Regions from separate parts of the Mus musculus genome. Here region 1 is linked to region 2. The links are chromatin contacts, found by Hi-C in ENCODE. All regions are on one chromosome and are shown on one strand. The core of a region is the stretch at or near the end of the contact, and the rest is flanking DNA. Distances in the headings are between cores, read along the strand shown. Region 1 overlaps Banf2os (a long non-coding RNA gene). Region 2 holds the start of Pacsin3 (protein kinase C and casein kinase substrate in neurons 3).

Region 1 (4,267 bases), core at 711-3,210, about 53 Mb before region 2:
CTGGGTTTCGGAATGGATCCTGGAATGAGGCCTTGTGTGCCTGTGATTTATTAAGGGAGTGTTCTCAGGGGGAAATGAAGGAAACAGTTCAGAGCAGGGAAGAGACCAAGCTAAGAGGGGGCTGAGGCTAAATTCCCAGAGGATGAATTCAGCAAGTCTCAGGAGATAGGAGAGACACCTTTACAAGGGGGATACCAGGTCAACTCCTTGCCTAAGCTGTTGACAAAGGATGTCAGGCCAGGGAGGAGAAGGTAAATTCTAAGTACAGTGTATTAGGAACCTTCCTCTTTATTGTGACCAAATATCTTCCCAGAAGCAACACTAGGGAGGAGGGGCGCATTTCAGTTTACAATTGGGTGTTTTTAGTTAGTTTAGTTTTTTAAATATTTATTTTTATTCTGGTGTGTGTGGGTGTGTGGGTGTGTATTCAGGTGTAGAGTCCAGAAGGTTGTCGGATCCCCTGGATCTGGAGTTACAGGTGGTTGTAAGCTACTTGAACTGGGTGCTGGGTACTGAACTGCAAGACCAGCAGCCACTCTTAACCTCTGAATCTCTGAGCCAGGGGAGCCAGAGAACTGGATTTCTACGTGAAAAACGTCTGAGACTTAAATGTTGACAACTAATTCAGAAGCTGAGGACATTAAGGATGTCTTGGGGTGAAGCAGGAACGGGGGGCAGCTTCTGGGACCTTGTGTTCTGGGGGAGGGCTGACGCCAGACCTGGCCCAAGGCAGACTGTATGACCACCCCATCCTGCACCTTGGACCCTTCTCTGCCACTGGTGTGTCCCTGGCTCCTCCCAGATCTGAAGCTCTCCTCTTCCCGCAGTGCGTGGCTGCTGTTGGAGTCACCTTGCGTGAGGGGACAGTACGGTTGGGTAATTTGATTGACAATTTGATTGGATTAAATAACATCCTCTGCTTGGCTAGTGTTAGGCTGACCGCTCAGTATTCTCAGCTTCTGAATTAGTTGTCAACATTTAAGTCTCAGGCGTTTTTCACGTAAAAATCCAGTTCTCTGGCTCCTCACGGGGTGGTGGTGGTGGTGGTGGTGGTGAGGAGAGCGACAACTAGGTTTGTAATCTGTGGTAGATGCCACAGGGTCTGGCCAAGCCCAGCAACTTCATCTTGGGGAACAATACCATAGAACCCATCATTCTCTCATGTCTCAAGCATGTGGGAGAGGCAAGAGGAAAGAGAAATATTTTGTCCCCGTATCTCTAAGGCGAAGGGGAAATCTGCGACCAGGGAGGTTAATACGTATTCCAAGAATGCCTGAGTCTAATGCGTACAGTTCAGGGGCGCCATTAGCGAGCGCCTTAGGACCCTGTGTATGCGAGCTGCGTATCCTACCAGACCTCAGCCTTTCCAGATGTTGGGCCTCCCTCCCCTCCTCCATCCCATTTTGTTAAAAGCAGCTGTTTCCACCCCCTTCCAGCTCCCCAAGTGCTGATTTCATCTCCCCACCCCCAGCCCCCTTCCCCAACAAAAGTTTAGAGCCAGGAGAGAACTGGTTTGGCAGAAAGCCAACATGCCGTGGGAGGAAGAGGACAACGTGGAGAAAGTGGGAGCCAAGTAGAGGCTGAGCAGGAAGGCTTGGACCCAGGCTCTGAGGACTCTAAGAAGCCAGGCTATCCAGCGGATCCAGATGTGGGAGTAGCCTCTTCGCTTAAAGGTGGAGCCCAGAAAGTTCTTTTGCTCCACAATTTGTTCCTGGTGTAGTCGGAAAGAGGTAGAGAAGAGCCAAAGAGGCAAGAAGAGGGAGAGAAGATAGATTCCCTCCAGCCCCGAGCTGGAGCATCGACCCCAGTCCTCTACTCGCCCCATCTCTGCTCTGGCTGCAGTTTTGAGCCTGTATGTTTGTTATGCTGGGCTGAAAGGAGGCCAAGGAATCATGACGTGGTTAAAGGGTAACCAAGGCCCAGGCGACTGGCCTGCAGTCACACCAGATCCAGGAGGAGTGGGCAGCCCACAAGGCACGGGGTGGAGGTGGGTGGGGGTGTGGGGCCTGCACCCAGCTCTCAGAGTCAAATGTTGTCGTCCCTGCCCCCATTCACAGCAGCTCCATAGTTCTTCTTATCCTCCCACCCCCACCCCTATTACAGCTGAGCCAACGTCTTTGAGGTCTGGAAAAATTCCTTTCCCCTTAACTTTGAAAAGAAAAAAAGTTGAAAATTTCCAAAAGGACCACGTGAGTAAGGCACAAAGGGAAACCCAGAAATGGAGACTTGGGGAGCTTGCAGGGCACTCATGGCTGTGCTAACTTAATGCCTTGGGGAAGACCCATGGTGGGCACTCCCAAGAGGGGCATTTGCTCCTTGCAATTCTCCAAGGAAGTGCAAAGTGGGGCTGGAGGAGGCTGAACAGGCATTGATGGGTCTGCTTTTGTCCTGGTGGGGACCCAGCATCTCTCCTAAGCTTGGAGCCTTTTGGGAGGAAGGGGTTCTCCATTCAGCCCCGGTGTTCCCTGGATCACGTGGTCCTTCCTCCTTCCCCAAGAAAGGCACCTAATTTAATTTCTATCTTCTCTCAAATCTCTGGCTCCTGGCTTGGGATGGCTCCCTGTGTGTGTGTGTGTGTGTGTGTGTGTGTGTGTGTGTGTGTCCCACCTGGTCAGGTTTCCAGAGGCCATATGGAGCTCAGACTGACTATGCTCTGGAGCAGTCATGCCCCTGCATACGCTATGCACACATATTGCTCGAAGGCTATGACATTTTTAGGATTCTCGTTGTTCTGATTTAAGGGATTGAATTTATCCATAGACAACCGACCCAGTGTGATGCTATGAAGAAGTTATACATGGGGTCGCTGGGACCAGATGGCCCAGCTGGTAAAGGCAGTTGTCCCAGAGCCTGATGACTAGAAGAAGGAAGTCTTCTGACCTGCACATGTGTGCTGTGGTGTGGGCAGGCACACATAGACAGATACGCTAAACAAGTAAATGTAAAAGAAAGCAACCACCAGCCTTTTCACATTTGCATGTTAATGTAATCAAAGACAAAATGCACGTGGCTTCCCTCTCCATCTTCTCCCTTCTCTCAAGGGGCAACCACCATCTTCCAGGACTGTATTATGCAAGCATATATATGCTTAAGAAAAAAAAATTCATTTCTACCCACCTATAATTATCTATTGCTACCTGCGGGACATTGTTCCAGGAGCTCTCCTGCAGACAGCAAAATCCTCGGATTCTCAAATCTTTTGTTTAAGAAAAGCACAACATTAGCATATAACCTGTGCATATCTCACCTCTGGATTATTTATAATGTTGAATATAATGTAAATGCTATGCAAATGGTTGTTCAACTCTATTGTTTAAGGCATCCTGGCAAATGTTCAGTAGAGACATGATTTCTTTCTGAACGGTTTTCAGTCCACTGTTGTTTGGCTCCACGGATGCAGACGAGAGGCTCTGTAACTCATTTTCCTAATGTTTTTACAATTGCAGTTTTAAGGTCTGATTTATCTGGAATTCATATTCGTGAGAGGAAGAAGGTAGGGACCCATCCTGAACTTTTCCCCAGATGACGGGATGACCCCATGAAGGGATGAGCTGAAGTCTTTTGAATAAGCCACTTATGAGACTGATGTTCCCAGAAGGCTGTGCTGACGCGTATTAATGGGGAGGCTAGAGACAGGAGGAGCCTCAGCTTTGGCTCTGCCTTCTTGAGAAGTTCAGTTCAGATTACAAACTTGCACATCGCCTGGCTGAAGCAAAGCCCAGCAGCTGACCAGGTCTCTTTCGTAGCTACCTGGGTGATTGATTCCTCTCTTTCCTTAACCACTTGACTCTCGCCCCCTCGGGCTTTCCCTTCCTTGGCACAGGGCACTCTGAGGAGGGTGGTTTTCTTTGGCCTTTCCCCTCTGACTAGAGGGTTCTCTGTGGGTTCCTACTAGTTGGGCACCTCCCAGACCTCACTGCTCATTTAACTACCAGACACACTTCTCAGTGGATGCTCAGATTTCAGGCAAGGAGAAAACAAAGTTTAATTTAAGAAAGCCAGGCTTAAGCTTCTTGCTTGAGGTCTCACTTTGACCAAATGCAGGATCAGCCATAGGCTAGCCTCTGCTCACAGACTGTGAACTATTGCCTACCCAGGAAACTGTCATCAGAAACCAGCAACCCTCAGGGCTTGTAGGTGCCCTGCTGCCAGTGCAGAGAGAGGTCCAGATGTCCCCAGTGGACTCAAGGTCAGGGACACTACCTTCAGTGTCTCCATTCTCTGCATGGCATTGCCTTCCGGGTGCGGGGATAGAGTGGGGGGCACT
Region 2 (3,694 bases), core at 1,048-3,547:
AGCTCTCCCCAGTACCAATTGACTCTTAGTCCATAGAAGGAAATTACTTTCTTCCCTGAGATAGCCCAAGGCCGTTGGGACAGTTAGGTCAAGGGGACAAGAGTATGAGATTGCAGCAACCAAAGCAGGACTCTGACACAGTGCTCTCTAAACTGGGAAACCTCTACTCACTCTCAAAACTCCAAATTTGACTCTGTTTTCCTCAGGGCTCCCTATAGCCCCTGTGCTCTCAGTCCCACTATATATTCCATAGGTTTAGACTGGATCTGTCCAAAGTCACTGACAGACTTCTGCAGTTTTGGTTCACGTTACCCCCGGGCACTAGAATCAGTAACAACTAAATCAGAAAACAAAGGACTGGAGGCTTAGCTCAGAGATAGGACACACTTGAGCCCAGAGGTTAGGTCCATCATCAGCACCAAAAAGGAAAGAAGAATGGCCCATCTGAAGATCAGAAAAGATGCTGGCTACAGCAGCCCTGAGAAAAGCCCGGTCTAAGCTGACTTCCTACATCTGCTGGCAGGAGGGAGACTGGCCTCTCCCTGGGACCTCATTAGCCTATAGTCAACGAAGATCCCTAGACACAGAACAAACTGCCCCCCAAGTTCCACTAGCTCTCCACCTTGTTTCCTCTTGAGTCAGCCCCACTTATCCAGAATGGCTTGCCAGCCAGATAGGGTGGTGGGGAGCAGTAATTATAAATCATTGAGCCATCCAGGACCTGGGGGGCCCTGCCTACTCCAGTCTCCTGCTCCCGGCTCCCAGGAGAGCTGCCCCCAACCCGTTCCTTCTCCCTGGCCCCAGAACAGAGCAGGCTGTGTGTGCAGTGCTGGCACAGCTCCCTCAGGCCTCACAGAGCAAACACTAGCTGGAGCCCCAGGCACAGGCAGGCCCGGCACCCCGGCTTCATCGAGCTCTTGGGGTGGACCTGGCACCTTGGGCCCTGTTGAGGAGGATTGGCATCTTGTGCCTCCTGACATTAGCAGAGACCCACATCTGAGTGAACACATCCTACCACAGCAAGAGGTCAGAGAGCAAGAACAGGTAGTTAAAATCTTTCCAGCCCAGGCTCTCCACTTAGCCTGTCAGAAGGCTTCTGGGACACTGGCAGGGTCTCTTCCCAGCCGCTAGTGCTGAACTGGGAGTTCTGGGCTTCAGGACAGAGCCCACTCTCCCCACCTGAGCTCCAAAGGTTTCTGCCTTGTTCCTTTCTTACACATAAGCCAGCCCCCACCCTTTTCCAGTAGCTGGGGACACAGGCCTGGAAGAGAGCAAAGCTATCCTGCCCAGCCCAGTCCTGTGTCCTGAGTCACAGGCTGCGCCCAAGGGCTTCCCCAGCAGCCTCTCCCAGTCAGCCTGTAGACTTGGATTTAGAGGTGCAGGAGGGTCTGGCTGCTGAACCAGAGAGGGGCGCTTAAAATCAAGAGACTGGCACAGTCTTTTGGAAGGATGGGGGAGGGGGTGGCTCAAAGAAAGGGGGAGGAGGCAGAGCCAGGGAGGGGCATAACAAAGGGGCACTTTTGGAAACCCGACCTGCCGGCTGAGGTGCCTGCTCGCTGATGACGCACTCCTAACCTCCACACCAAATCACAGAACTCAGGGGCTGCCGGTCTTTGGCCTCCACCCTTATAGACAGCGCCACCCGACAAACCACCTCCGGATCCCAGAAGGCTCGGTGTTGAACAACTCCAAGCCGGTGGAGCCAGCCACAGGATAGGCATAGCCAGGCCTAGACATGGAGGCTCTAGGACTTCTTGGACAAACTTGTTGAACTTGGTCTCGGTGGGGAGGTGGGGCCAGCTGGTTACTGCAGCGGGGAAGGGGCGCTGCCTACTAGGGTTAGCCATACAGATAGTGGCGCGAAGGGGCGGGGGGCGGGCTTTTTACAGAGGCCCCTTCTAGGACTTCAGAACGGGCGCAAGGAGAGCAGTTGGGGACCCTCTAGGCACCCTGAGAGATGATTTGCTCCTCCAGCTGGACGCCCCATTTCCCCTGGCTGGCCTGAAGAAACGCCTAATTAGCGTAGGAGATGAGATGGCCTTGCGCTCAGTGGCAGCCAATGGCCGGGGTCTCCGGCGCGGGAGTCCGTCCCATTGCCAACTTCAGGAGTCGAAGGACCAAAGAGCAAGCTAGAGCCACCATGCCGCCGCCGTGCCCCCCAGCTCCCCCTCCAAAGCACTCACCGTGTCCTCTCAGGGGCCCTCGGTGGGTTAGGGGGATCTGGCCACGCTCAGTTCGGAGTCCTACCACTCCCGGGTCCGGGCCACCGCCTCCTGGAGCGCTTCGGGCCCTCCCCCGGGAAGCCCGGCCCCCCGGGCCCGCCCTCTCCGCGGAGCCGCCGCCCCAACCCCACCGACAGCATCCCCGCAGCGGGGACTGCAGGCATCCCTGCGCCAGGTGGCTCGGGATGCGAGCCATAGGATCTGCTCCCCGGGTGCAGAGAAAGCTGGAGCCAATAGTCTAAGGAGGTGCAGCGAGGCTACCAGAGAGCTGTGAGCTTTGTCGCTCTCCGACCTTTCCAGAGACTAGGAGGCCGGTGGGAATGAGCGGGAACTTGCACACTAATCATTAGGGTGGAATTCGGGGACAAAACTGAGGGGGCATTCTTTGCTGAGAGCACCTAGAAAGTTAGAGGTTAGCTACAGGGAGACAGATTCATAACCACCCACTCCTTGTAACCTTGAATGAGGGTTAGAGATACCTTCAGCGGTTATCTGCCCAAGATCTCTAGTCCGGCCGAAGCGAGACTAGAAAAGCCATGCCTACCTAGAGCAGCTCTGCTTGCAGCTTTAGCGCGCATTCCGAGACCTGAGACAAACACGCGGTGGGAGTGGGACAAAAAAACACGAACTCCTCCCCCTCCGTGTTCACGGTTTCAGATTTTCTATCTCAACATATCTTTAAATCCCTTGGTCTCACCTCCTAGTTCAATGTAGACTTTTTCCGAATCGTCTCGATGCCACCCCACCCTAAATAGATCCCTTCTTCACTGCTCCACCCCCAGCCTCTCGGGATTTCAGAGCTTGTGGGTCTGTTATTTATATTCACTGGAGCGGTCCAAGAATGTTCTGAGGCTGACCTAATCTCCACCTGCTCGGCTTCTCCGCCCCTCCTGCTCTCTCCTGAGCCGGGTGACCCCGCAGCGGTGCCCCTGACCCGAGAGACAGGAGGGAACGCGGGCCAGCGGGGTCCCAGGCCTCTGGTGCTCAGGGGTCCTGGAGTCACAGTTCGCTCCGGGTTGGAGAGCCCAAGGGACCGCCCCTTAGGGGACCGTGCGCGCTCTGGGAAGCAACCGGCCTAGCTGCTCTCTATCCAGCACGCACATTTCCAACCCAGCCCCCTCCACGCCCTTAGAAGTGTGAGTACGTGCGCGCGCGGATTTTTTAAAAGACAACTTTAAAAATAACAAAATCGTGTTGTTTCTAAATCTGGAAGGAATCACTGACGTGTGTTCTTTGCTCAGTAGAGTCCACTCACAAAATGGGAAGAGGGGCGGCTGAGGATAACAACGGTAACTTAGGAGTGACACCAGCTGCTGGGGGCTGACTTAGGAGCGTGAAATGGTCTCCTTTAGTTGCCTGTGTTGTCTCAAAGACGAGCATCACCCGTGGCCTGAGGACTCTGGCCGCGCGCGTTGTAGCAAATCTCAAATAGGAGATTTGAAACCTGAGGATGTGGTTTCTGAAACCAATTT

Evidence for each region. Hi-C counts contacts between places; a loop is a spot of excess contacts on that map.
Region 1: a loop to region 2 is called in a map of T-helper 1 cell, with 41 times the contacts of the local background. The contact joins the enhancer-like site here to the promoter of Pacsin3 in region 2. A Hi-C loop is called at or near these places in 2 of 37 maps with a recorded cell type or tissue (T-helper 1 cell and T-helper 17 cell).

What each region holds. Positions count from the first base shown.
Region 1 is chr2:144,157,809-144,162,075 of GRCm38, reverse strand. All of the region lies in intron 2 of Banf2os (a long non-coding RNA gene), which reads left to right. Among named protein-coding and RNA genes, the nearest start is that of Gm5535, 29 kb to the left of the region's middle. Within about 2 kb of position 1,960, at least 1 of the 3 ENCODE cell types and tissues checked has a DNase peak (open chromatin) inside an H3K27ac peak, as active enhancers do.
Region 2 is chr2:91,255,416-91,259,109 of GRCm38, reverse strand. Pacsin3 (protein kinase C and casein kinase substrate in neurons 3) reads right to left here and starts at 2,297. Exons shown (of 11, transcript NM_001289678.1): 1 at 2,184-2,297.